Regions from separate parts of the Mus musculus genome. Here all the other regions are linked to region 7. The links are chromatin loops, found by intact Hi-C in ENCODE. Cell type or tissue: left cerebral cortex. All regions are shown on one strand. Region 1 overlaps Tenm4 (teneurin transmembrane protein 4). Region 2 overlaps Tenm4 (teneurin transmembrane protein 4). Region 3 overlaps Tenm4 (teneurin transmembrane protein 4). Region 4 overlaps Tenm4 (teneurin transmembrane protein 4). Region 5 overlaps Tenm4 (teneurin transmembrane protein 4). Region 6 overlaps Tenm4 (teneurin transmembrane protein 4). Region 7 overlaps Tenm4 (teneurin transmembrane protein 4).

Region 1 (4,000 bases), 170 kb before region 7:
GCTTGCAACCCCACCCTGAGCACTAGCAGAATGTCTGCAGTGTGCCCAGAGAGATGGAAAACTAAAGGCGCTCCATGCGGTCACCGTGCTCTCGTGGGATACAGCAACACTTTGCCTCTTGGTCAGAGTCTACTTAGTACCACATTGTTCATGTTTCTAATTCTGTTGATGACTCTCCTTAGTAAAATGCTTGCAAGGTTAGTGTCTAGTGGTCCTACCTGCAAGGATGTTGCTTGGTGTTAAGTGACCTCCCTTCACCCCTGAGTTCAAAACCCATGACACAAAAGTAAATGTTAAACCGGGTGTGTTTAAATAGTAACACACATACTATTATGCATTGAAGAGATTGTGCATTGAAGGTTGATGGGCGGATGGTGGTCGGAGGCCTGCCGGAACTTCCTATAACAGCAAAGGGTTGAAATTTGCTAATTCAGAGTTCAGATCCACTTTGTAGAACAGAGCTGCCGTGAATAATGAGAATCACCTGCATGAATATGTGGTCCAAGGTGGAAGCCAGCAATCTATTCTAAAACTCGTAGTTAATAATAGTGCTATGACAGGCTATTATTACTGGTTAGTCACAATGCTTTAATGCTATCACTAATTAAGCGTGATAGTTTTGTTCCCGCTTTTATAATTTGGCAACTCTGTTGCATTACCGTTATTAAGTGGTTGTATCTGAAGTCAGCCAGAGAACATGTCCACTTCTTTTTTATGTCCATAACTTTTTATGAAGGGAAACAAAAATAAGGCCTTCCAAAAATCGTCTCCGAGGGGCTTCTTCAGCCAGAGGCCCGAGACAAAGGATCCTCCTGATCCTACCAGAGCAGCGGCAGCGCCAGGGAGCTGTATCTAATTGTGCCTTGATGCTGGGCTCTACCTTGGGTGAGAACCAGTCTTCTGGGGGCCCTCACTTGCCTTGATGGCCTAGCAGACTCTGAAACACAGGGCCCTCACTCCCTGCTGCCCTAGTTAAAATGCCAGCCTGGTATTTATTTGTTTGTTCCCAGACAGATGCCAATTATAGGGGGTTGGGAAAAGAGACAATGGCCCAGATCTGATTGACAACGGCTGCTGAACAAGGGGCCTCTGTGGCATGTTTAATGAAAAGGCCACTGTGTTTTTATTGCATCTATTTGATTTTAGAGTGTCGTTTATAAAAACAATCCAACCAGCAGGATTAACTGCTTCTGGGCTGCCTCCTCTCCAGGCTGCTCTGTGGGTGTCCTGCCAGCCTCGCCTCCCTCTACCCCCAGCAGGTTCCTTCCCACACCTTCCAGGGTTTCCTGTGGGCTAAGGCTCCTTTGTGGCTGCTACCAATGGCCAAGTTTCCTGGTGCCCTCTTCACCTTCAGCCTGGCCCCACAGTCTCCTCTTCCAGAAAGGCTGCTCCTGGCTCTGGGAGTGGTCTTTCCTCCCAAAAGGTTGAGGTGAGTAGGGAGGGCTGAGTTGCCTTGTTAACCAGGGAGTGTACTGGGGCTCAGCACGTGCACAACTGCAGTGCAGCATCCACAATGATTCCCCAGCAGTTTCCTTTTTTTTTTAATTGTCATTTTGCAGCCAAAGCAATTTAGCTCCTAGTCCCATAATCCAAACACCACTTAATGTGGTGTGTGCATTGTACCTAAGTAAATTTCTATCATCTATCTACCTACCTATCCATCCATCCATCCATCCATCCATCCATCCATCCATCTAAATCCAATTCCTATATTTCCTTCCTCTTAAGTGGCTTGATACCGTCTACATTGTATGAAATCTAAGTGTGACCCATGGCACATTTTCCCTGAATTCTGCATCCCATCTCTTCAGTTATCTCTTCTCCATTCATCTCACTGACCATGGTTTAAGCTTTGCTCCAGTATAATCCTTACTTCTATTACAGTGACACCAGCTGTTCATGATTCATCTGCCTAGAATACCTTCCATTTATATTCCCTGACACGTACCCACTAATCCTCCAAGGATTTGTTAGGTAGCTTCTCCAGGAAGCCTACTGTAATTTCTCCTGTTTTGGGTGGCCTATCTGTGTTTCTTGGCTTGCATTGTAAAGCCCAACCTACTCTGTGTTTTTTGAGAAGAAGTGCCAGGGGCTAAACTCCAATTCCAGAAGGAAAACCACATAGTCCACTTAAGCAAACATCCTATGGCAACTAACCCCCCACCCTTAGCAACAGCCAGTCAGGCTATAACAGCAGGATGAAGGTACACATAGACAACCTATGACATCCTGAAGAAAATAGATAACCTAGCCATATTGTTTGTCTTTCCTCCCAAAGAGGTTTTGCCCCCGATTGGTTCCTGAAGATTACACCAGAAATGCAGTTTTTAAAATACTAGTTTGCTGACCCACAATAAATGGAAATCCCCCAAGCTTGCTGTACCCACAATAAATACTCTGTACCCCTAGACTTGAGGCTCTCACTTCTGACCTGCTGGGATGGTGATGGTGAGAGTCCTTGCTTGTAAGTTCATAATAAAGACCCTTGTGTGTGTGTGTTTGCATTGGAATTGGCTCCTCGGTGGTCTTCGCAGGGTGAGGGGGAAGAGTCCCTGCAACTTGGGTATGACAGGATTTGGCATATAGTAGTGGCTTTCTAAAATTGTATCCAATTAATATTTGTAATATTCCTGTATTCTAAACATTAAGTTAAATGTTGTCTATATACCTTAGGTAACTAACACAATTTTTTTCCCTAAATTTTCCAAAAATTCAGGCAAATATTTTGCTAACAATTCACTTAGTACCAATGATTTTAACCCCAATACATCTATATAAAACCATACTCATGCCCATTCCCAGAAGAAAAGACTATTTAAATATTCTACCACAGTGAAGTTCTGGTATCAGTAGAAGTTAATTCTAAGTTCCTATGAGTTTCCTTCTCAGCTTCTGTGACTTGACTTTAAAGTCTGGGTCTGTGGCTTAATTATGTGATAAAATCTAGCTCCTTCCTTTTCCACTTTGGGAGGGTTCTGCCTACACTCTTGTTGGTTATGTTCCCTGTATTTTTCCTTTCTTCAGAGAAGAGAAACATTTTGGTTACACCCAAAGTCCTGATGTAAGACCCTGAGGCTCTAGGGCAGGGATTTCTCAACAGGGAAGGTGGGTGAGCTTTCTCAAATGCAGCCATGTGTCTCTTGCGATGTATCCCAGAGTTAACCCAATGGTTCCACATGTACACAGATCCTTACAACACCAGCAATGAGCCTCTCCCACAAGGTAGAACTTCAGATGTTGATCCCCATATATCTCCCTACAATATACGACATGATGAGGACTTCAGGGAACTCTCTTATCACCAACCTTGAGTGCTCATTTCTCTGCAGAAGCCCAGGAAATCAATGCCTACGTTCACTTGCTCATTTTCAGCCTCACAAAGTACCAGATAGTCTTCCTTGGACATGTTAGTCCCCCAAAGGCCCTATGAGGTCACCTGCCCAGCTCACAGACACTAAAGGGACTCATGGTATGGCTTAACTTCAGTATAGCACTCAAAAATTATCAGGGCCCCTGCCCCCACTGCCAGTCACATTGGGCCTCACCTACCTGGGCCCACAAGAGTGACCTCACATCCTGTACCTGGAGTCAGACGAACTAGACCAAAAGCCTCCAGAGACCTACCTACCTACCTACCTACCTACCTATCTACCTACCTACCTAAGCAGGTTGTATTTTGGCTATCAGTGCAATCCCACAGCTCCTGCAGCCCAGGCCACTGAGAGACCTGCAGACATCACTGACGTGAGTGCAGCTGAAGACACTATATATACTGAAGCTGCCACGGCAAACCTAAACCAGCGCAGTCTACCAATGCCCTTAGGCACACCACCCTTAGATGGGACAGCCTTTTACTTTGAGAGCCGTCTCATAGAACTAAGAGAGAGGTAGCTGGTCTTTCAGATGCTGTCTAGTAATGGGAGAGAAACAAGAAGCATGAAAAAGCCAATCTTTAGCATGATGACTTTCTAGTGACAGACCCTCAAATGAAAATCAAACC
Region 2 (4,000 bases), 300 kb before region 7:
ATATATAAACAGCACACTGCAATCTATAATATACTTTCCATGGCTTGTTGCATCTGTTTTCACATCAGGCTTGGGAGGCTGACCCAGTGGAACTATTTAGCTCAATTTACCTAAATCCTAGTGACTGTGCTAATATTTTGCAGGACTCTCTTCAAGTCTCATCACAACATAACTGTGTGAAATAGCTGCCTTTCAGAGACCAGGAAACTGAGGCATAAGAAAGCTAAATGATTTTCCCCAAGTCACAGAATCAGTAAGAGCTCAAGCAGGATGGTTCTACCTGTGAGGCCCAGAGAGTTCAGGCTGGGAGGGATGGGGCTTTCTGTATGCTGAGCCTGGTGCCTTCTAAATTCAATCTCTGAGATACTGATCATAGTGGAAGCCAGCTCAAAGCAAAGGATATTTGGGATGGGCAGCTCCAGGCTTGAGTCCTGGCTGTACCCTTTACCAGTAGGAGAACCAACAGGCATCCAGCATCTCAGAGCATTGGTGGGATAACTCCACTAACACATCCAGGGCAAGGCTGCGCTGGGGACCCGATGGAGCTTCGTATGAGGAATGCATGGCAGACATTGGGTGCTGGACAGTTTAGTTGGCCCAACTATCTCTGAACTAAAGCTACTTGGGACATTTACAGCCAGCATTAGGTTAAGTATTAGCTGGTTCGACCCTTCTACTTTGCAGAAGGGAAAACTGAAGTTCAGGGAGGCGTAACTTGCTCAAAATATTAGCACAGGGCCATGGAAGGGATGGGACAGTAGCTCACACACCCTTGGCATCCAGCTTTCTGTTCTTTCTACCATAGCAGGTTAGGGACTCTTCAGAGAGGTGGCACAGTAAGCTTGGGTATAGGCAGAGTGACAATAAATGCCAGCAAATATTAATAAATAAATAAATAAATAAATAAATAACACAATTAATGCTAAAGTTTTGGGTGGCTTCAAGGACAGTAACAACTCTTTAACTGAAGAACAGATGTCTAGAATGTTCTCTTTTATTTAATCAAGTAAGACCCTAACCCTTGCTCTAACCTTGCCAGCTGCTGCCTTAAGGTCTCTGTTTAAATTAACTCATTGTATCTTCACTGTGATGGGGAGGAAGACTAAGATAAATGTTTTCCTAATTAAAGATGTACTTAGCCATGACAGAAGGCTGCATGAGTCTGTATAAGGCTCTCTAAGCCACCTTCCTTATACACAGCATTTTTACACATGTTATTATATCTAACGAATGCTGTACCAGTTGCACAAGTCCAGCCGCCTTGTGTGAGCAAGTGGTCCTGAATGAGAACCTGACCAGGCCACAGGGCTGACTAAATGGCAGAGCTGTCATGGGTAGGCAGTTCTCAAACTTTTTCTTCAAGGGAAAGCTCTTTACATAATGGTTACAGGCAACACTGCTTCCTTTCAGGAAGGACCAGCAATGGATGCTTGATGCAGGTGGGAGGGGTTAGACAAAGGAGAGAACATACACACGATCTTGAAATATCTCCCAACAAAGTTCCGTTGACTAAGGGGAGATGGCAATGGGAGAAATCAGAAGCCACTGTTGATGTTAGCTTTGTATATGAAGGAGTTATATGGGTATGGCTGACCTCTGTAATCAGAAGAAAGAGAGATGAACCTTGAGAATCTGGGTAACGCCTTCTAATCAGTTTTAGGCCCTGGGAGCAAATGCTGTGATTCCTTAGAAAGTTTAATCTTAAGACCACAGCAGTAGCTCCTGCCTGAATCTCCAGCCTGCTGCCTGCCCCATGGACTTCATATTCCATAGCCACACAGGCATGTGGGCTGATTCCCCACAATAAGCCTATATGCATATGTATGTATTAGATTATAAAATAAGGATATATGTATGTACCCATGAGAATCTTCTGTTGGTTCTGTTTTCCTGGACAGTGCTGACCAACATAGTATCTTAATCAATACTTAAAGAACATCATTAGTAAGATAGCCATCATTAATAATAAGTCAGCCTATGCATTCCAGTGGGGACCCACCTCCCACATATACTTATAGGGTATTTCTCATGTAATTGAAAAAAAAGAGTGGGCTGGAGCGATGGCTCAGTGGTTAAGAGCACTGACTGCTCTTCCAGAGGTCCTGAGTCAATTTCCAGCAACCACATGGTGGCTCACAACCATCTGCAATGTGATCTGATGCCCTCTTCTGGTGTGTCTGAAGATAACTACAGTGTACTCATTACATAAAATAAATAAATAAATCTAAGAAAAGAAAAGAAAAGAAAAGAAAAGAAAAGAGTAACTAAGTAACTAGTAGAGTCAAGCCTTTGCTGTCCCTCCTGTGCAGTGGTAATGTCCACCAGGCTCTCCTCTCCTCTCCCCTCCCCTCCCATCTCCTCTCTCTCCCACCTTCCTCTTCTTCTCACCTAAACACAGACTCACAAACACACCCTGGGTTTCAGCAGGCTCTGGGTAATCTGGTCTCCTAGGTTAGGAGGCCATCTTATGCAGAGAGTCACTTTACATACATTTGTATGTTCCTCTGCACAGCTTATCTGCCTACACAGGGATGTTAACACTTCCACAGTGTGTAAGGAAGCCAGGTGCGACTGAGTTTCCGAACTGGAGGCACATTTTTATGGAAGCATACTATTACCACTTACTACTTGTTTCACTTCTTGTGTTTAAATGTATCAATAGAGTTTGCCAATAACTTTGGCCAAGGACAAGCCCCCAGAAAGCCATGTTGGCAGGCTTGGAGCCACTGACTGGATTGTTGCAAGCACAGGGGCTCCCAAAGGGAGGGAAGGAGGGAAGGAGGGAAGGAGGGAGGGAGGGAGGGAGGGAGGGAGGGAGGGAGGGAGGGAGGGTAGAGAGCTCATGGTAGCAGGCAAGCAGAAGTTTGATACTCATCCCAGCCCGTTAGAACATCTTTTCCCACATGTGCTGAGGTGCTGAGACAGCTTAATAAATACATGCTTGGGAAATGCCTAAGCCATGGCAGACATGGTTCGCTCAGTGTTTAGAAGAAGAATGGGTCAGAGAGCAACAGTTTGGTTTTGAAGCCTAGTCATACAAGCTGTGTGACTCTGAAAAATTCTGAACCAGTCTGGTGCTTAGCTATCTCATCTGTAAATGGAGATACCCCAGGGTATATACGTGGATGGCCTTCTGTTAACACTAGCACAGCTATTATTGCTACTGCTTTCTCTCCTACCTGCCTTCCATTGTCTGAGGCCAGATGATATTTCTTGCTGGTGAATTCCTAGTCTTGAAGGCCTACTTTAAATGTCTCATTTTCTAGATGCTCTCCCTAATTACCTCTGTTAAAATATAGCTAGCCTTCACCATCTCTGCTACCAGAATACCTTGCCTGTCTCCATCCTCTTCACCCTAGCATGAGGCCCATCCAGTTTTAGAGAAGCCCCTCTCTTCTGCATTCTCCATGGAGGATCACGTCTCACCTGCTCTCAGCATCTGCTGTTAGAGCCCATCTCACAGCTGCAGCCAGGCTGGTGAGGATGTACCCTTCAGGCAAGATCCAAGATCACAGTTAAAGAGCAGTGAGCTTCAGAAAGGGTCCCAATCTGGGTAATACCTGGGAAGGTGTCTGCTTTGGAAGGAATGCCACTGGAACAGAGCATGGGACCCAAGCACTCTTCCAGTGGTTCCAAAAGCCCTACCCTGCTTTTACCTGCTATGAGGAATATCTATTTCTTAGTCTGCGTGCCAAGCTGGCTTCTCCCTCTCTCAGATTTCACCGTGAAGCTTGACTCATGCACCAGTGAGTGCTGGAGCCTCAATAAGATTCTGGAGAATGGACCACAACCTGACCTGGGCAGAGTTTGTAGCGACCCACAGATGCTTCCCTGGATCCTGGCTCTGCTGGTAACATTGTACCATCAGCCCACACATCAGTGCGGCCCAAGTGCCGCTAGGGATACTTCCCCCATACATGGGTCATGTGCCACGAGGAGGACACAGACAGAGACACAGAAAGGCCTGGCTTCACTCTGCTCCAGGGCTGCCACACAACAT
Region 3 (4,000 bases), 260 kb before region 7:
ATGTCTGTGGGGGGTTGTCTTGACTGTGAATTGATGCAGGAAGATATACCTTGAATATGGGAGGCACCATTTTATGGGGTGTGCTCTGGACTGTATAAGACTGGAGAAAGCTGGCTGAATATTAAGCAAAGGCAGCGTGGCTATATTAGTTTCTCTTTGCTCCTAACTGTGGAAGTTATACATGAAGTCCCTTTAAGTTCCTGCTTTGATTTCCTTTTAATGGTGGACTTCAACCTGGAGGTATAAAGCACACACTCTTTCTTTCCTAAGTTGCTTTGGGGCGTGAGGAAGCTGGTTCTGAGTGTTTCAGTAACATAAATGAAGCTAAAAGAGGGTAACATGAAACCCTCTGAATGATGTTCTACAGTCAGAAGGTGTGAACCAGATATGCCATAGGCACACGAGGATAAAGTGTAGTCCAATGTAGCTTCTAAAAGAGACACCAAGGAGCCTAGTTTCTATTCATTCAGCTGATTATTCAAGCAGGTGCCCAGCCTGGCCCTCCCTAGCTGGATCTCCATCTATCCGGTCACTCAGATAAGAACACAGCTCTTAAATCTTCTCACTCTCCCACTGGTTCTTACACCAACACCGGCCCTCCAGCCCACCCATTCAGCTCCATCTACATATCCCATGCTCATGTGTTCATCTGTGCCCTTCTTCTGATTCCAATTGTGTCCTGGGCATTGCTGCATTTCTTCTTAGTAGCAGGAACCTTTGGCTCCATCACCCTACTCAGACACTTTTTTCTATTATGTAGAGTGGAAGGAAGAAGAGAGGGTACAAGAGAGAGACAGGAAAAGACAAGAAGAGAAGAAAGAGAGTACTTCTTCAAAAACACAAATCTGAAATTATGCTTTCCCCTTATTCAGAATCTTTCAGCAGCTTCCTGTTGTGTTGTGAATCAAGGACCATCCTTTCATCTTGGTCATGCATGTTTGCTCAATTAATGTATTAAATAAATGCACACCAAAAACTGTAGGCATCCATAGAATATGCCATGGACGAGGCTCATGCAAAGCCATATTCTAACTTCCAAGCTACTCAGAGGTCTCTTTGGGAAGAAATTTTCATCATAAGTTCTAATGCGATTTGTTGTTGTTGTTATTGTTAATGTGTGTACGTGAGGGTGGGTGGGTATGCTTATGCTGTTGGGATAGAACTCAGGGCACTGGCCTCATGCCTCTGGGCAAGTGAACTACCACTGAGCTACATCTCAGCCTTTGTTTTTGACATACTTTGTTTATTTGTTTGAGACAAATTCTTACTTCACACTCCAGGCTGGCCTAAAACATATGGTCCTCTTCCACAGCCTTTCAAGTCCTGTGATTATAGGGATGTACCACACCTATCCCTGATTTCTAATGCTAACTTCCATGAGAAGGAGAGCCACGGCAGTCCCTCTGTCCCTTCAGCCATAAGCAGTGCCATGAGTCATAGCAGCAATAAACAAGGAGTGAACTTAGCTCATTCAAGTACCATGTAAGGCCTGGCAGTTGGCACACACCTCTTCTTGTTCCAAGGAGCTGGCTCTTCTTCTGCTCCACCCATCACTGCCCGTGACCAGATGGGTCAGTCTGCCTAACTCTGAATCCAATTACCAAGTCTGTTTGGCACCCAGACTGAACTAAGTTATTCATCCCAAGCAATCAACATGGTATCTTGGCTTCCATCTGCCACTCTTTGCCTCTCAGTAAGTGCATCCAAATTCGGGGAGGGAGGAGTATCACTTATTGGACTCCCTCGAAGACTTTGGATGTTCCCAAGAATAGGAAAAGCCCCTGCTTCAAGCCTGACGCAGAGCCATTGGCAAGCCAAGTGTGTGCCATCTCTGGCTCTGGAGATACAAAAGCTGCCATCCAACCACAGTTGCTGCCCGAGTGGGAACCACGTGGGGCTCGGTGAGAACTCAAGCGCAGATTTAGCAGCCGCGCTTAGCTCAGAGGACTGTCTCCAGGAATGAATCACGAAGGGAATACTGTCATTTGTGCAAAGAGACAGAGGGTTATGGAGGGAAACGTGGCTAGAGAGGCTCATTTCTGTTTATGAAAACAGATGGTCCTTTTGAAAAACAGAAAGCCCAAACAGAAGCATCATTTATCCCGGGAGCTAAGCGATTTTCCTATTGACATCGAATCCTCATCTCCTCTGCTCTTTAACCCCCCAGAGGGTTCATAAATGGTACTTCTTAAAATAAAAGCAAATGGAACTCTCACGAGGATGTGAGTTACATAAGACAAACCAGGCTCCCCTCTCCCATCAGTTTATCCTTCCTTTGCTCTTTGGCCCAGGTATTGCAAAACAAAACAAAACAAAACAAAACAACAACAACAACAACAAAACCAATAACAACATCTTTCAAACACTGGGAGTGGCTTGCAAGAGGGGACAAAAAGTAAGCCTAGTTTGGGAAGCTCCCAGTGCGGTCATACTGACACATACTACTTTTTCACACACCCCTACAGCAATAGAGGACACTGTCAGCATCTTCAATTTTTCCCCTTTGCTCCATTCTTCCTTCATCCTTCTGACTGTAAAGACAACAGCAGCAAAAATGAAGCTGCCCGTGCTTGCAGCTAAGGCTGAGGCCACTGCGCCTCTTCTTTCTGCCCCTTTTCCAGACCGCTCCGTGCATGGGAATCTGTGTCCTAACCATGAGCAGATCAGCGGGTCTCCTCATGGCTTCTAGATGGATCCAATAAGAGGCACAGGTAGGAAGTCTGAGACAGTTCAGAGCATGAAGCTGGATGTCTTCTCTGGATGACTACTCTCTGGGTATTGGATTAGCAGGAGCTAAGTTCCTATGTAGGAGAGTGCATAACCCCTGATTGAATATTTCTGTTTGTTTGTTTTAAGATTTATTTATTATATATTACCAGATCACATTATAGATGGTTATGAGTTACTAAGTGGTTGCTATGAATTGAACTCAGAACCTCTGGAAGAGCAGCCAGTGCTCTTAACCTCTGAGACATCATCTCCCCATCTCCCTGGTTGAGTCATAACTACAGATACAACTGTCTCCTAGGCCAGTACCTGCCCTTTTCTCTGTCCATTGAGCCTCGGAGGATAGTTTCTTAGCTGTTTCACTAACTTTAGTGGCTGTCCTTACTTCTCCCTATGCTTAACATCATTTTCCCCCTCCCCAGCCTGAGAACCTCATATGATGGTGTAAAGGATTTTTTTGCTAGGACCTGATTAATATAGGACAGCTCCATGTCAACCATTATGTTCAGGTCTGTCTTTCTTTGACTTCAAACGGATCTTTCTCTCTTTCTAAAAATACATTCCCAAGGCCCCATTGCTGAAGATAACAGCTATCTAACTCATTGACTTCTGAGTGGTTGTACTGGTACCTACTTAGAGCCTTCCCCAAAATCTTTGGTACCGGAAGATACCCTTCCTGCACAGTACCAAAATGGAAAGATATACACTGTGCCAGTCACAAACCCTTTCATTCACAATGGTGTACCTCTTGCAAGATATACTAGGGCAATGGTGCCAGAAAGCTTGTGGGAGTAGCCAACCCATATCTAATTTGATTGAAGGCCCACTCTATCAGGTAGAACCTACATTCAATACTTCTTATTGGTGTGCGATAACCAAGAATTGAAGACTGGATATCCCAAGGACCTCGGGTAAAACCAAGTAATACTGGTCTTAAAAACAATAAAACAAAAAAGTGGGAAACAGAGTGATAAAATGAGCCCTAATGTTATTCTGCTGTACTCAGATCAGTGCCCTGTTCAGCCATCGTCAGAGAGGTTCCCTCCTGCAGCAGACGGGACAAATACAGAGACCCACAGCCAGGCATTACACACAATTCTAAATGGGATGTTTTCATCAAATCCCTCCTCTCAGAGCTCAGGGAACCCCATGGAAGAGGAGGTGGGAAGAGGCTCACAGAGACTGAAGCAACCTGCATAGGGCCTGCACCTGAGCCTCTGTGTTTATATTATGGCTTCCGGTTTAGTGTTTTTATGTGATTCCTGAGTGTGCA
Region 4 (4,000 bases), 340 kb before region 7:
GAGACTCTTTAACCAGGCTTCCGAGGTGTGGGCAGGCTCCATCGCTAAGCGACAGTCAGCAGCATAGGGTACTGGCACTTGGTGCTTCGCATGAACAATCCTCTTGCTGTTACCGGGCTTATCTGAGGATGCTTCATGTTCTTCCCTTGGGCTGGGGATCAATGATGCCCAGATTCCACAAGGTGCTGGTACTTCAGCTGGAGGTAGGGGCTGAATCCCTGCTCTTCCCACCATATCAGCTGAAAGAGGCCCTAACCCTGAACTTAAGGGCTTTTTGGGAATCTGAGAAATGATTGACTATAGCTAGGCCAGGAAGCAAACATTTCTTCAGTTATCTCACTAGATCACAGTAGGTGTGCAGGCATTATTACTGTATCCAGTAACAATCTCCATATTGATTTAAATAGTGACCGACTTTACATTCCCACCTGCAGTGTATCAGGGCTTCCTCTTGTCTATATCCTAACCAGCATTTGTTGTTATCTGTCTTCTCAGTGTCTTGCCATTCTGCCTATACAATAACACTGCATTGAGTTCAATCTCGCCTAGGTCAGAAAGCAGTGGCTTTATTGCTCTAGACTGACAGCCTGAGAGTGTTTCTCTTAGTGGCATCTGCATTCTCCTTCTAGATTCTTTCTTTAGCTCTGGGGCACAAACACAACCTCTCCCCACTTCTGAAAGGGTCAGGAGTTCAGTCTGTGAGGAAAGCTGTATGTCATTCAACTGATCAACAAATGAGACGGTTTGTGTTTCTAGAAGCCTCTTAACCTCGCCAGTTCTGGCTTCCCCGTGTTCCATTTGTCAGAGCAACACAGGCATGCAAACATTCTCCTCTTTGCTGTTTTGCTAGAGAAGCAGCCAAACAGGGGCTCCCTGGTAAACAGAATGTACCTAGAATCTCAGTGCCTGACCAGACTTGGCCAGCAAGGGTGTTGCTCAGTGCCTGTCTACGATAAGCTGATGAGAAGGGGTTAGGGGATGCCTACTGAAATTTTAAGTCAAGCTGGGAAATTTAAAATTTGAAATACAATATGTAATTTTAAGATGTAAATTTATTTTTAAGTTTTAATTTCAAATTATGTTGCAGACCAAACAAAACCCAGTGGTAGTCCAGGTTTGGTCTGAGGATTAGCAGGTAGCCTGTGGTCACTGGCATCTGCATCTGCCCTTTAGCTCTTCCCTCCTAAGACCTCAAAGGCCCTCTCCAGGGTAGTTCTTAGCTCTATTCCAGAGCTCTGTAGACCCACGAAGGTCAACCCTATCTCCTAAACAGGATACCACAGTCACTCTTCAAGGAGATGATCTGGAGTTAGCACTCGGTGTATTATTATACATCCACTTTGGATGTATTATGGATTCTGAGTGCTCACTATGGACTTTCCCCAACATTTCCCTGCATTGTTCAAAGCATAGATATTTGTGATGTTATGGGTGTTGTATAAAAGCCTTGGAGCATACAGTGGGACTATTTTCATGGACCCTGAGCCATTCAGTTTCCCACCTTGGCACATGCCATGGGTCAGTAGTAGTAGCAAAGCTGGAATTATGAGAGAGACCAAAGTTGCACCTATATGCAGTTAAATGGAGTGGGTTTTTTTAAGGGGGAGGGTCTTGGTTCTCAAAATATGCTTGATAATTCGGTAGTGAATTGACCTAGGTCACACAAGAATCAAGTAACATGACTAAGGCCCAAACCTAGGTTCTGAAATCTGCTATCTCCTTTTATTTTATGTGGATGAATGTTCTATATACCATGTGTATGGCTGGTGCCAGAAGATGGCATTGGATCCCCACATAGGGATTCTAGAAGTCTATTCTGTGATCTCTTCGGGTCTTGACTTCTGTCTTGATGCCCAGCTTCCCAATACTGGCTGCCAAGACCATGTTCTAGGGGTCTGAGAAGCAAGGCCACGAGGAAGACCAGAGATTAGCCACACCTTCTATGCCAAGGTCTTTAAAATTTCTTCACCATAATCTTTAGTTTAAAAACTATCTTGCAATGATACCCATATATACATTGCTAAGTGAAAATATCTGTGGAGTATGTTACTGGGAGCAGAAAATCTTTGGAAGTTATTACATGATAACTAATGCTTGCTCATAGTTCCCATGCTAATTTAATATTTAAAAAATCAGTTTCTTTTATCCTCTCTCTCTCTCTCTCTCTCTCTCTCTCTCTCTCTCTCTCTGTGTGTGTGTGTGTGTGTGTGTGTGTCCGTGTGTGCTTGTGGAGGTCTGATTTCCTTAGAACTGGAGTTATAGGTGGCTGTGAGCCACTAGACACAGGCCCTCTGAAAGAGGAACAAGAATTTTTAACTGCTGAGCCATATCTCCAGCCCCTCAATCTTTTTAATTTTTAAAGAGAGGCTGATTATAACTCTTTAGATTGATATTATAACCCCAAAATGGTTTTTTGACCCACAGCACTGTTTTGGTTTAATTTGGGTGAAGATTTACAGCAACTACTGCGTCTGTCCCTTGTGGCTTTTCCATCCCCAGAATGATAGAGATGCAGCTGCTATGAATAAGCACACAATAAAGATTAGCCATCATGAACACGCATGGCCAACACACCTCATAATCATACCAAATTAGCACCAACAGTAGCAAATATAATCGTACTAGGAGCCAGTATTAATTGGGTGCTTCCTTTAATTGCTATTCTAAGTGATAGCTATCAGATCTCCCTGCCAAGCCTGCCATGTGGGTCATGGAACTATGAAAATTTCAGTTGAGGAGGGTGATTCTCCTGCCCAAGGTCATACAGCTCTGCGAGAGCCCAAGTTATGACCCAGAGAATTGAATTTGTCACATGGATGTTTGGATCCTTTTGTTCCCTTTGGGCTATGCCAGGTGAATTTCCAAAGCCCAGGTCATGCCACTGATCTGCCTGTGACCCCTTTGCATCCCTGCCTAGCCACTAGGACCAATTCTACCTTCTTGACAAAAATAAACTTGTAGATTTGGAGCATCTCACTGCATCCCAAGAACCGCTTTCACTTCCTTGTGCAAGGCGCTCTCTCCCGACCCGTTGGACATGCTCCTCACAGATAACTCCATACTGGCTTTGAGTCTACTTCTCCCTTTGAAGGGCTTTCATAGTGTTCGAAGACGTAACTGAGTAATAAGCAAACGGAGATTTGTTTGGCACTTATTTCCTTCCTTCTAACACTAACAAGCTTTTGATGGTTCACTTTAGTTGAATAGGTAACAACTAGCCCAGTTGAATATAAAAAACTAAATTAGAGGCAATCCTGAAACATGTCCTTTTATATGTAGTAGTAGTCAGCCTGTGTTCAAAGTGTGTGCCCTTGAACTGATCTGCTGGGTGACTTCAGACAAGTCACTCAACCTGCCTGTGCTTCAGTTTCCTCATTGGCAAAGCTTCTTTTGCCTGTTCTGGGGATTAAATGTTTCAATATATGCCCCAGACACACAATTAATGCTCAATATATATTAACTATTAATGTCAGAAACCCGGTTTTAAAAGGCATAATTGAGAAGGCTTTAACTAGATGTCAGTTACAATTGAAAAAGGGACACGTCAAAGAACCATTGGCAACTATGGCTGCAAAACTAGTGGATGTAGTACTTCCATCTTTGTCTCTCCTGGCTGAATACAACAGCTTCAAGATAAAGACAGTAACTGCATGCAAGTTCGTAAGAACATCTCAGACATCCCCAGGCAGAGCAGAGGCAGGGAGAGCCTCAGCATAACGTAGCAATTCAGTAAATATTTACTTTTCTGAAGAGACAAGGGGTCACACAGAGTTCACACTTAAATTGGCATTTAGCTGAACGAGAAGAGGATGTGAGAAAAAGGAAGGAGATGGACAAGAACTCCCTGGAAGCAAGCAGTGACTCAGGGCTCTCAGCCGAAGGATGGGGAGCTTTGCTGGGGAAGGTGTTTATTTCCACCAGTGGCTTTGTGATCCATGCATGGATGGAGAACAAACAGGAGGAAACGCCTTGCTTCCGCACACCCGGCACTTTTTTACCC
Region 5 (4,000 bases), 160 kb before region 7:
TCTCCTGGTTGGTTTGTTTAGATTTCTAAAAGGACGGTCAATTCTTTTTACAATTAGACAAAAACCTCGAATGAGTAAAGTGTGGAAGGCCAGAAGTAAATGCAACTACAGAAACATTTGACTGTCCTTGTGAATCAAGCATGGCGTTTGGCTCTGAGAAATACAAGTGCAGCCTTGGACTCAGAGACTGCGTGGTGGGATAAAAAACAAAACAAAACAAAACCCCAAAAACCTTGTGCTCACATTCAGTCTCAAAAGCAACATGACAACCAATATGCCGGATGGTACCATGATCTTCACACTGACGCTCCTTGGCAACATCATGAGGGGACATCACAGTCATTTCTGTTTTGTGGAGGGAGAATCTAAGGCTCAGAACGAGATGAATGGTCAAGGATCAGACTGACAGTGGGTGAGTGGGACTGGTCGCTCCAGTTCTCAACACTGGTACTCTCGTCACAGGTGTGGACACATCTTAGATCCAGCTGTCGATAGATTCCTAAGCCCTTGGGATCTTTGTTCCTTTTCTTTTGTGTATGTTTTTTTTGTTTTGTTTTGTTTTTGTTTTTGTTTTTTTTTGCTTACGTGTTTGTTTGTAAGACAGGGTCACATGAAGCCCATGTCGGCTTAGTGCTCACTGTTGTCATTGAGGATGACCTTAAACTCTTGATCTTCCCGACTCTACATTCCTAGTGCCGGGATTACAGGCGTGTGCCACCGTATCCAGCTTGTGAGACGCCCCCTTCTCATTTCATTGTCCCAACAACTGGGGAAGTTGAATCAGTGGCCCTGTTTTACAGGCAAGAAAAGCTGGGGTTAAGAACGCGCTTGAGTAACAGTCAGGGTCAGATTTGAACACCTTTTTTAGTCTAACCTCCTAGTTATGTGAGATGGCCTATTAAGTCACAACAGATAAGACAGGGCCTATGGAGGTAGAAGTCTATGGGAAGGCTCCAGGAAACCTGCATCCAGAGATGTCTCAACATCTGAACATAATTTTTGTGATATCTTATTTCATTCCTGACACTCGGGCACTATTGGACTGCCATTTGGACAAAAATTCCCAAATCCTTAAAACTTTGGCTCTATCAGGTTAAAAAACACACAGACCCTTTAGGATCTGCCTCTTGAGTTTGTTCAAATCACTTTAAAGCTCTTCCTTTGAATCCTTGAGAATGACTTTGAATTCTAGGACAGACTCAGATCGTATACACCTTGTTCTGCTTAGACTTCAGCTATGTAGCATAGGATGTCTGGGAAAACTCCTATGTATCCTTCAGGACTCCATGTGGAATGGGTTTCTCTGGACACTGTTCGGTTCTGAAGTCTCTCTGCTTATATGTCTATGGTCTCTCATCATGACTAGGTGGCAACCTTGTCCATGCCTGGGATCTATTATTTATATAAAGTGCTATACCTCACCACATCAGACCAGCTGCTCCTCTGGAACAGGGACTCAAATAGAATCCGTTCAGACACTCTGGTAGAGGGACTGGCACAGGAAAAGAGCTTGATGAATAATTGCTGCATTAACTAATGAAGAGACTGATTGAATGAGTGAGCCAAAGGCCACATTTCTGAGCCTCTGCGTTACAAATGTTTGGGATTGATATAATCACCTGTATTATAGTGAAATTGCTGCACTTATGAACATAATCTAAGATGTCTATTTTCTGCAACAAGCCATTCAAGACAAGAATATTCCTTTCTTTATTTCACATGTTAAACAGTAACAAAAACCAAACCCGGATCTTTGGTCAACCCTTAAACACTAAGCTATTAATACGATGTTTTGATTTTCTTGGATGACCCTGATGGATTCATCCAGGCATTGGTCTGTTCTGAGTCTCTTGGAGAGGCCTGTCTCTTATCTGTGATGGGGGGAAAGTCTGCTTCAGCATAGAATCTATTTAGACATCTGCACTGAAATAGTTGCAGTTATTTATTCTTTAAAAGCAGGAATCCCATCTGTTCTACACACCCTGGTCTGCAGTTAAGGGCCTGGCATAACGGCAAGAGATTTACAGTTCTGCACATGGAGAAATGTTCAAGATTCAATTCAACATCAGGTTTTTGTTTTCATTGACTTCTATTTCTTTCTGATACAAGCATATGAAAGGATGTAACCGTGAGCTGTCAAAACCTTTATGCTCGTCCCAACTTTTGAAAGTTTTCAAGAAAGAAGCAGGTGTATACAAATACTTCGCAAATTCTTGCAAGAAGTAGAAGAAGGAAGAACCCTTTCCAAGCTATTTTATGATCCTGATGCCAATGCTCACAGACAACACAAAGGAAGACAATTTTTACAAGTCAATCCACTCCATAAATCCAGATACAAAAAATTCTCAATACAATACTATTGAGTTGGCATAAAACATACAGAATGGATTGTGAATCTTGGCCAAGTTGTATTTCTCTAGGGATGCCAGAATGGTTTCTCATGCAAAACCCAATCAATGTTTCCATACCATATTAACACAACAAAGGACAATACCCCATACTCAGGCCAGGAGACACAGGGAAAGCATTTGACATTACTCTTCCATGGCAAAGGACACAATAGACTATGAACAATAGTAATCGGCTCATGATTCAGACCATCTATGAAGCATTCATAGCTAACATCAGACTCTGGTGAACAATGTAAAGTTTCCCCTTAAGATTAAAAACAATGCAAATGATTCACTCTTAATATTTCTCATAAATACTGGAGTAAAGGCTATAAGATAAATTAATCAAGAAAAATAAGCAAAGGCATTCAGATTGGCAGAAAAGGAGAAACTGCCTCTATTCATAGATGGCAAGATGTTATGGGTATAGAAAATACTAAGGATCTCTCTCTGTATGTCTACCTGTCTCTGTCTCTGTCTGTCTGCCTCTCTCCCCCTCCCTCCCTCCCTCCCTCTCTCTCTCTCTCTCTCTCTCTCTCTCTCTCTCTCACTCACACACACACACACACAAACACACAGACACACTATAGAACTAATAAAACAAGCTGATCAAGATGACAGTCTGTAGGATCAAGAGACAAAAATGAATGTATAGAGTATAGAAAGAAATACTCTGTGATCAATCCAAAAATGCAATGAAGAAAATAACTTTATTTGTAATATTATCCAAAGGTAATAAAATAAGGACAAAACCTGCATATTGAATAATTTTTTAAAATTACAGAAAAATTCAAAGTTTTTATTAATTGGAATGATTCCTTATGTTCATAAACTGAATAATCTTATATTGGAATTAAAATTTTTTATTTTGTTTTATTTTTATAAACCAACAAATATCTCCTAGAATATATGTGTAAATGCACACAACACAAAAGTCTGAATCTTGGGGAAAAAAAGAAAAATTGAGGTACCCACACTTCTCAACTTTACAACTGCTCTGCAGGGACAAGTATGAAGACGGGGTCATTGCAAGGATGCAGATGAGTGGAGTAAAATGGAGAGATCAGGAATGAAGTCTCACATTTATGCTCAATTGATTTCTGACAGAAGCAGCAGGACATATGAATGGGAAAGGAAAGTCTTTCCAATCAATGTTTCAGAGATAATTGGACATCTTCATGCAAATGAGTGAAGGTGGGCTCAGACATCATTCAAGATAAAAAGTTTAACTCACAGTGGATAACAGGCCTAGATGTAAGAGCTAAAAGTATTAGAGGAAAACAAAAGACTAAAGCTGCATGATTTGGGATAAGCGGTCACTTCCTTGATGTGACACAAAAATCACAGGCAACAAAAGAGAAATGGGATCTAAATTGGACTTCATTAAAAAATTTAAAAACGTGCTTTTCAGAGCATACTCTCAAGAAAGAAAAGGGAAATGACAGCTCATAGAAGGAGAGAACATACCCTCAAATCATGGACAAATGACTTAAATCAAGAATATATAAAATCTTACAACTACAGAAAGACAGACAAGCCTATTAACAAGTGGGCAAAGAACTAGAATAAACATTTTTTCAAGAGAGTTTTTTTAAACTGCCATAGGCACA
Region 6 (4,000 bases), 690 kb before region 7:
GCTGCTGAGAGGGAATGATTTGTGGGTGTCAACAGTTGTGTTCATGATACTCCTGTGACCCATGTATCTCTCCCATCTAGGCAGCTCACATTTGACCTTGCCTTATTTGGTTGATTGGTTGGTTGGTTGGTTGGTTGGTTGGTTTTTGGTTGTCCTAGGCCCCTCCACTAGGACCCAGGTTTAACTCCTCACTCAGCCTTGCTGCGAAGATCCAGATTGTAAACAGGAAGGGAAAGAGTGTGGCAGTTAAGGCCACACAAACCCACATGCTGGCTTCTCAGGGTACCAACAGTGAACTTGGAGAATCTTAACTTCTACTCTGTAGCAGAAGCAGTTCCAAGCTTGCCCCTAAAACATTGGATTTAGTGTATAATATCCAGATCAGGTACTAGCTCACGGTGTGTGTGTGTATGTGTGTGTGTGTGTGTGTGTGTGTGTGTGTGTGTGTGTGTGTGTTTCTGTCATTATGTATCCCAAGATCCCTGTTTTTTAATTTATAACAGAGGCTTGGAAGGCTTTTGTCCATGGCCCTTTTCTCACTTGAGTTTCCAGGAGTCTTTCATCCTAGGATTCTCTGCACACAGATCTTTGGGAAATTAAAACAAACAGAACACACACACACACACACACACACACACACACACACGGAGAGAACACCTCACAAAGCCCTTTTGCTTGAGGCTGAGAATGTGCATAGGGATTTTGTGGTTATCTGGAATAGCGCTCAGTCCCTAGGAAAGCAGGGGGCACAGGAGAGGGCTGGGCTTGACCTATGAGTGATGGAAGACAGAAGGCGGAAGCTTTGCTATCATGTCTTTCAGGAAAATGTCAGAGATCTATTTATTAGCTAGCTTTCCTACCAGGCTTTTCAGAAGAGCTGGGAATTGTACTCTTACAACCTCAGGGGCAAGTGCTTCCTTCCTCTTGAAAAGCTCCGTGAGTTACCTGTCAGTCCCAAAAGGCACTGCTGCCGCAGGGGAGGAATAAAACACAAGCGATATGAAGCCCTTTCACCAGCGCATGCCTTTGTTCTTCACAGAATGTATTAGAATAAACAAAAACAAAAACCCCAAAACTGCTAAGTATTCTGAAGTCTGACACCACAGGTTCTAAGGCTGGCTTCCCAGTGTCTTTGTGGAAGGGTTACTTTATCAATCCTGAACTTCGCTGTCTGTGTGGGTTTCCCCCAAGCGCAAGTCTCAGGCCAAGACTCAGCACGATGATGTGTGACACAGACCCATGGTGGACATTTTAGGGTCGCCTCCCCATGATCCAATTCTGCACTCTTTCTCTGTTGGACCATGTGATCCAGGATCATCCAATCAGTGCATTCTGTCCTCTTCAATCCTGGTAATTGCTCCATTGTCTCATGACCCAGGCCTACCTAGGCGGAGTACACCTCAGGACCTTTGAGTATGTTTGAGGATACGGTTAGCCCACAGAGAAGGTAAAAGGTGAGGTATAGTGAGAGTCAGCAGAATCACATTAGCCACTGCAAAGCATTTCTGATGTTCTGAAAGCTTGATTGTTTAGATGGCAAATATCTTTTTCATGTGCCACAGGATCCACTTCGTAGGTAAAATCAATTTTGGGGTCATGACCAGTATTTTTGTTGAAGTGGAATACACTAGACTGGAAAAATATATAGATACCAAACTTAAGGACTGCTGTGCAAACCTTTGGTTTTAGTGTTTTATAGTGATATAAAATAGATTTTTTTTTTCTTTTTCGAGGTAGGTTCTCACCTCCTATTCAGGCTGTGTAGGCAAGAGTGACCTTGAACTTCCCATCCCCCAGCCTCCACCTCTGGAATACGGAGGTTACAGGAATGCAAACACAACACCTACTTTATTTGGTGCTGGGGATGGAGTCCAGGACTTCACACATGCTAACAAGCACCCTACAGACTGAGCTACGTTTCTAGCTCCACAACTCTTTTTCTTAAGGTGGGCTCACAGTCAAGGACATTTGTGAAAGGGGGCATGTGTTCCATGAAGGCAGGCGCCAAGCCTTCTTCCCTTTTGGATCCTTAGCGTGGGTCTGGCACAGAGAAGGGATAACCAATATGATATTTGCTGGATTTAACTGTCTGGGAAATGAAACACAAACTGAAAATGTAAGGTGCCCCTTGGATAGTTGAGAGCTGTGTTAGAAAGCAGGATTTAGAGGCTGGGTGATTATCACGGGAAATGTTCTGAAACCAGAGAGCCCTGTCCCGTGTGACTCTTTGCAGACCCTTGGTCCTCCAGGGTCTCACGTGTCTCATCTGTAGAATGCAGATAATTGTCTGTCGTGATCTCACAGAGCTGTTGCCAGGCTTAAAGGAGACCGTATCTGCGAGTGCTCGGCAGGGAGTGTTTAATCACGCCAGTGCTGTTCTGGAAGGAGACTATATGCATATGGTTGTGTACAAAGGAAGAGGGGGAGGGCAGTAATTTTTGGCAAGCTTTAACAATTTTTTTATGGAAAATTACATTTCCTATTACAGTATTTTTTTTCTCCCCAGCTATAGTAACATGCCAAAATGTCTCACAGGAAACCCACTGGAGGGTGAGGCAGGGGGCGTGCTTTGTGCAGACAGATGTAATGGAAATGTCATCCTAGTCTGTCAAGGCTCTGTAGTGCTAGCAGCCAAGTTGAGCATGGTAAAGGCTGGCAACGCTGTCAAAATATATGTGTTTACCCCCCAGGTCCCAGGTATGCTTCCATGACATCTGTGTACCACCTTGGTCTCCTTCTAGTCCTTGACTGGGACTCTTCCTCTTAATAGAACAACCTAGATGCTTTTTCCCCTGGAAAAAAGGGAATTCTCCTATTGCTTTCAGCTATAGCATCTGTGAGCTAGCCACAATGCCCTGTTTCCAGTTTTGTGAATGTTGACCCCTCTCTCCAGAATGCCTTTCTCCCTACTACTTGATGCAACCTATACAGGAGCCAGCCTCGAGGATCAGCCGCTACTCCCTGAAGGCTTCCCAGAACCCTGTGGGCAGAGCCGGTTGCTAGCCTTCTGTGATTTAATGGCCATCTGTGCAAATCTTCCTCATGGCCCCTCACGATGGACCAGAGTGTGCATTTCCTCTGATAGTGAGGAATTCTGGAGGGCGGGAATAATTTCTGTATTCTCATGTCTGGAACCGGGAGGGGTGGGGTGAAGGGAACAGTTGCAAAAAGGGGGTGAATGGCTCGATCACGAGGTTAGCAGGTTTTCTCAGTGTAAATTCTCACAAGGACCTGGCTGGCTTTATTTGGATCCCACAGAGCTCTCCCTGTGTCGCCTGCTGAGGGACGGTAGCAGTCTGAGAGGTCTGCAGGACCCTTGAGACACTCTATACTCAAGTTGGTTTCAGAGGAATGAAAGGTGACTTTCCCTTTAAAGCAAAAGGGCAGAAAGGGAACCAGCATGAGCTATGTTAGGTATGTGTATCTCACGTCACCGTTGGTGGTGGTGGTATGGATGTGTGTGTATGAACATACATATCATACATACATACATACATGCATACATATAATATGTATGGTATGCATGTACACACCACCACCACCACCACTACCACATACACATTTTGAGATGTGGTGGTATCACATATCCCAGGCTAGCCTCAGACTCACTAAGCAGTCAAAGATGATGTAGAACTCTTGATCACCCAGACTCAACCTCCTGAATGTTGGAATTTAACCCAGGGCTTTGTGCATGTTAGAAAGTACTCTACCAACTGAACTCTGGGTGTTTTCTTAATCTTCTAGTTTATCTTTGATTGCTGACTTATTAATGATGTCTATTTGTGTCTGATTCAATTTTTAAACAACAACAACAACAACAAAAAACAAACAAACAAACAAAAAAACAACAGGATCTTCAACAGCCCAAACTGGCCTAGAACTCTCTCCTGACCCCTATATCTCCACCACACCCTTGGCTTATCTGTTTTAGTTTTTAGGTTTCTAATAGTTGCTCTAGCATAACATATAAACATTTATCCAAACAGAATTATTAGTAGGT
Region 7 (4,000 bases):
CAGAAGCCATATCAGGCACCCATTCCCATAGCATCCGCATTAGGTATAATAATTTTTTCTGTCCACCCCCGCACCCCATAGAGGCCAGTACTCTACTTCCTAACCCACCACAAACACCCCAAACCTGGGCCTGGATGCCTGGCGTCTCTGGGCATTTCTAAAAGGGACTGGAGGCAGGTTTCTAAACAGGTGAAGGACGCTGGATTTAAAGCCAGGGAGGGGCCAAGAAAAGAGTCTTGGGGCTGCCTAGAACACCGATTTTCCGAAAACTACGTTCCCTGGAAGGCCATCCAACACCCCCCCACACAACACCTCCAACACCTGAATCTCAGGGCTCCACGGACTCAAAGAAATCTGAGTCCTGACCCGTTCTTCTTCACAGGTTAATCTTGGATCTCCACCCACTCAGTCCCTGCTTCGGTAACCGGTTCCTTGGGGACAGAGCTTTAGCACCCAAAGCCCACATCTCAGAAGTGGGCACCTCGGCACAAGGTACCCAGCTCCCCATTCCCCAAGTGGGTCTCCCAGGTACTTACAGTCCCCAAGCAGTAAAACTTTCAGGGTTGTCTTTCAAGAGCCGGGTGCTTGCAATACAGATCTGGGAGATCACTGAGGCAGCTTATATAATTGCCCATGATACTGTTCAGCGAACATCCTCCGAGCACGGCCGTACAGCTCAGCACAGGGACACCCTCTAGCCCCGGCGCTGGGGATCACGAGCATGCCCCACCAGCGCCTCTACAAAGCAGCAGGGTGATCTCCAGGGCTAATCAAACGCCAATAGTGCGCTCAGATGCCCGCAAAACCCGGGCTGACTCTGCGTCCTTATAGCTGCGTTGGTGGCTTACGGTTAACTGCATGTGTACAAACCTTCTCTCCAGGGTTGTGTTGTATGTGCGTGGGGGGTGGAGGAGAGGTGGCGACTGGGTAGGGGACTGGTGCAGGTCTGAGGCGGATTCTACATCTAACCTGAGCAAAACTCTCGTCCACACAGACCCAAGTGCAGAAATCGTCTTAACGTCTCCTGCTGAAAGGGATACCAAATTCCAAAGTTAGAGACCACGCAATTGAATTTCCAGTACTTTCCAACCTGGTTTAGGCGGGGGATGGGGAGGGGGCGGGTAGGGCATAGAAGAAGAGGGCAGTGGCCAGAGAAACCCACCTACGGACCCGCCAAGAGGCATTGACCATTCATAACACCCTTTACCCCCCTCCCCCAATAGTTATTGGGATATTCCTGGGTTAGGTGTGGACACACACACACACTCCGCGACACCACCTTCTTCCGCTTCTCCGATGCAAAGACTGCATTTTTAAATCACTAGGAAAATGACTAAGGAGCTCAGAGATCACATTTCAATACACAGCATATTTCCCGAAGCTGGAGGTGCAAGTAGTCACACACTCACAGCCCTGCACCCCTAGAGAGTCCACCCGGCGCCTGCAGTCCTCAACTCGTTCCGAGACAAACCGAACGAGAAACGACGCGACCGGCGAAGATGGGCAGGAGCCAAGCGGGTGGCAGAGGGCGTGCGGCTTGGGGGTCGCGTCCCCGGGTTACCGGCTCTAACCGCAGCGCGCACCGGGGCCGCTGCAGCCAGCTCTCGCCCCGCAGGGCAGGTTGCAGAGCGGGAGCCCGGCGCCGCCTCGTGGGCTCCTCCAGCGCCCGCCGTGAGTCTGGGGCGGGCGAGTCTGCAGAGGGGCTGCAGGAGACTGGGCCGTGGCAGGGAAGGGGATCCCGGCGTAGCACACGAACCTGGATCGAGCTAACCTCCATCCCACCCGCGGTCCAGAGTCTGGGGCCGGCTCCCACCTCTCCGCTCTCCCCCAACACTGGTTCCCAGGCTCCAGTACGCGGCGGACTCCCGGGGCTGCGGTGGCGGAGGCTCTGGGCTCCAGGCTCCTTGCCTTGTCGGCAACCTGGACGCCCCGCTCTCCTTCTCTTCCTCCCTCCCTCCCCAGTGCGGAGCAGGGAAGCAGGCTAGCATCTCCCGGAGCCCCCAGCAAGCTGCTTGAGCTGCCCGGACCTGCGAATGCAGAGAGGGGCGACAGAACTGGCGAGCCTCCGCCGTGGTCCCCAAGGCGCTTTTTCCGTAGAGCTGATCACGCCGCCTTACCGTGGCTGCAGGCTGCCACCGCCGGGGAAGCGTGGACGAGGACGGCGGGGAGGCGAGGCACCGCGCCGCTGGCTCCGCCGCTCCGCGAGTTGTATTGAGGCACCCAAGACGGAGCAGGTCCCGGTTCTGAGCTCAGCTCCGGTGAGACCAACAATAGCTCCCGCGGGGAGCGGAGCCCCAGCGAGCCTCCAGCCGCGCGCGCACGCCGGGCTCCGGCTCCCGGCCGCTCCCGGCCGGCGTTCCTGCCAGCACTGCTGCCCCACATGTAACAGCTGCAATCCCGAGGCTTCGGGGGGGGGGGGGCTGGGGCGGGGGTGCGCGCGCGGGTGTGTGTGAGTGTGTGTGTTTAATAGCTTCCCTCCTCTTCTTCCCCTCCCTGCCTGCTCGCCTGCCTGCCTTCGTCCCCCTCCCTCGCTCTCTTACACACAGGGCGAGCGAGTGAGCGAGCGAGACACACTCGCGCACACACGCACACACACGCAGGTTACATGAATGGGAGGCGGGAGCCAATCCTACGAGGCCGGCCGAGCGGCGCTTGGAACAGGGCTTCACCACGGCACCGGGGGGCGCCACACAGGTGATGCGCCCCCTTCCCCCGTGCCCACTCGGCCTCCTTTCCGCTCACCCATCTCTGTTGTGTGCCATGCCTTCCCTTATCTCCGTCCTCCCTTTCTCTGAGCTGCTTTCTCCATTTCCTCATCTCATTTTCTTTCTGGAATTCTCTCAAGTGCTTCAGTATTTTTCTCGGATTCCTCTTTGACCCTCCTTTCTCGCTTTCCTCGCAGTCTTTCGAAAACTTTCTCCTTCCCTGCCCCTACTTTTCTCCACTTCCTCCCCTCTTGTTTTTTGTTTTCTTGCCCACCTCCGAGTTGTGTATTAGTATATTGTGTAGCCCGGGCTCTTCTCTCTCATCACACCTCTCTTGGAGTCCTTGGCCCTGCTTCTTGCCTAACCCCTTGAAATACTTTTCCACACCTCCAACACTTTTCCTGGGTTGCTTTCGCCAGAAGTAATTAACAGTTCCTTCCTTGGGAATGCAAGATGCCTTAAAGAAAGGCCTTCTTTCCTGGGACAGCTTCCCCAAAACCATGGTAACCGCTACGGAGTCGTGATGGCAATCATTGGGGGAGAGGAGGGATGACAGTGAATATAGTCCAAGGAATTTCTGTCCTTCATGAGTCTGGATCTTAATTGCCAGCACATTACCAAAGGAAGAACATTTGTCTGTGATGGCGACACCGCTTGAACTCGGAGGCTTTTTGGAGAAACTAAAGAAATTCCCTCCTAAAGCCTGCTTCATGCTCCCTTCCCCTAGCTTCATTTTCCACCTACAAAACAGGTTCTAGCCACCTCCTTAGAGTGAACAATGGACAGAAAGCACTGAGGTGCATAGAAAGTACTCAGAGGTAGTTTCCATCTCCCATCTTCCACTACCTTTATAAGAAGTGTTTCAGGATGGATAGGTGATCAGTACTGATTCCCAGGCCACGTGGAAGGAAAGATTGGCTGTTACAAACAACAACAACAAGAGGGTACTGTGCCTCTGGAGACTCTGTGCAGATCACAAAGTTTATATATAAACTTGGGGTAGTAGGTGTCTCAGTACATCCTTGCTTCTGCATGCAAAAAGGCAAAAATGGGGACGATGTGGGCAGACTGCCTTATAATCAGCCCAATCTATTTTTAAAATCCTCACGATGAGTGAACACTGACCAGCGACAAAGCCTTTGAGACTTACTAAAATGTCAAGCCTTTGGGTGGCATTTATCAACTATGTGTCCTCACTGCAGACATCAAATGCTGGCTACCATCATGAAGGGCAGTCACATTCTGTCCTTCAACGAGTATCTGTTGACCATTTAGTCTTTGGCAGGTGTGTAATG

What was found. Peaks named below come from ENCODE experiments on the same cell type or tissue, not always from the same donor. Only the 100,000 strongest peaks of a DNase experiment are listed, where the experiment ranks them.
Region 1: a loop joins it to region 7, with 3.0 times the contacts of the local background. A loop is called at or near these places in 4 of 42 quality-filtered maps.
Region 2: it touches region 7 in a loop (4-fold over the local background); 4 of 42 quality-filtered maps call a loop at or near these places.
Region 3: a loop joins it to region 7, with 3 times the contacts of the local background. A loop is called at or near these places in 4 of 42 quality-filtered maps.
Region 4: it touches region 7 in a loop (3-fold over the local background); 9 of 42 quality-filtered maps call a loop at or near these places.
Region 5: a loop joins it to region 7, with 2.7 times the contacts of the local background. A loop is called at or near these places in 5 of 42 quality-filtered maps.
Region 6: a loop joins it to region 7, with 4 times the contacts of the local background. A loop is called at or near these places in 9 of 42 quality-filtered maps.

What each region holds. Positions count from the first base shown.
Region 1 is chr7:96,381,329-96,385,328 of GRCm38, reverse strand. All of the region lies in intron 2 of Tenm4 (teneurin transmembrane protein 4), which reads right to left. Among named protein-coding and RNA genes, the nearest start is that of Gm15412, 41 kb to the right of the region's middle. In left cerebral cortex, no CTCF peak of the experiment used is centred here; DNase peaks (open chromatin) are centred at 995 and 1,996.
Region 2 is chr7:96,513,157-96,517,156 of GRCm38, reverse strand. All of the region lies in intron 4 of Tenm4 (teneurin transmembrane protein 4), which reads right to left. Among named protein-coding and RNA genes, the nearest start is that of Gm15412, 170 kb to the right of the region's middle. In left cerebral cortex, a CTCF peak has its summit at 2,168 (motif pointing left); no DNase peak of the experiment used is centred here.
Region 3 is chr7:96,472,550-96,476,549 of GRCm38, reverse strand. All of the region lies in intron 3 of Tenm4 (teneurin transmembrane protein 4), which reads right to left. Among named protein-coding and RNA genes, the nearest start is that of Gm15412, 130 kb to the right of the region's middle. In left cerebral cortex, no CTCF peak of the experiment used is centred here; a DNase peak (open chromatin) is centred at 1,857; H3K27ac peaks cover 801 bases.
Region 4 is chr7:96,545,920-96,549,919 of GRCm38, reverse strand. All of the region lies in intron 4 of Tenm4 (teneurin transmembrane protein 4), which reads right to left. Among named protein-coding and RNA genes, the nearest start is that of Gm15412, 210 kb to the right of the region's middle. In left cerebral cortex, no CTCF peak of the experiment used is centred here; no DNase peak of the experiment used is centred here.
Region 5 is chr7:96,368,110-96,372,109 of GRCm38, reverse strand. All of the region lies in intron 2 of Tenm4 (teneurin transmembrane protein 4), which reads right to left. Among named protein-coding and RNA genes, the nearest start is that of Gm15412, 28 kb to the right of the region's middle. In left cerebral cortex, no CTCF peak of the experiment used is centred here; a DNase peak (open chromatin) is centred at 1,974.
Region 6 is chr7:96,897,728-96,901,727 of GRCm38, reverse strand. All of the region lies in intron 31 of Tenm4 (teneurin transmembrane protein 4), which reads right to left. Among named protein-coding and RNA genes, the nearest start is that of Gm22226, 20 kb to the left of the region's middle. In left cerebral cortex, no CTCF peak of the experiment used is centred here; DNase peaks (open chromatin) are centred at 2,479 and 2,943; H3K27ac peaks cover 455 bases.
Region 7 is chr7:96,208,527-96,212,526 of GRCm38, reverse strand. All of the region lies in intron 1 of Tenm4 (teneurin transmembrane protein 4), which reads right to left. Among named protein-coding and RNA genes, the nearest start is that of Mir708, 39 kb to the left of the region's middle. In left cerebral cortex, CTCF peaks have their summits at 1,653 and 2,698 (motif pointing right); DNase peaks (open chromatin) are centred at 1,923, 2,151, 2,551, 3,151 and 4 more places; H3K4me3 peaks cover 3,046 bases; H3K27ac peaks cover 2,926 bases.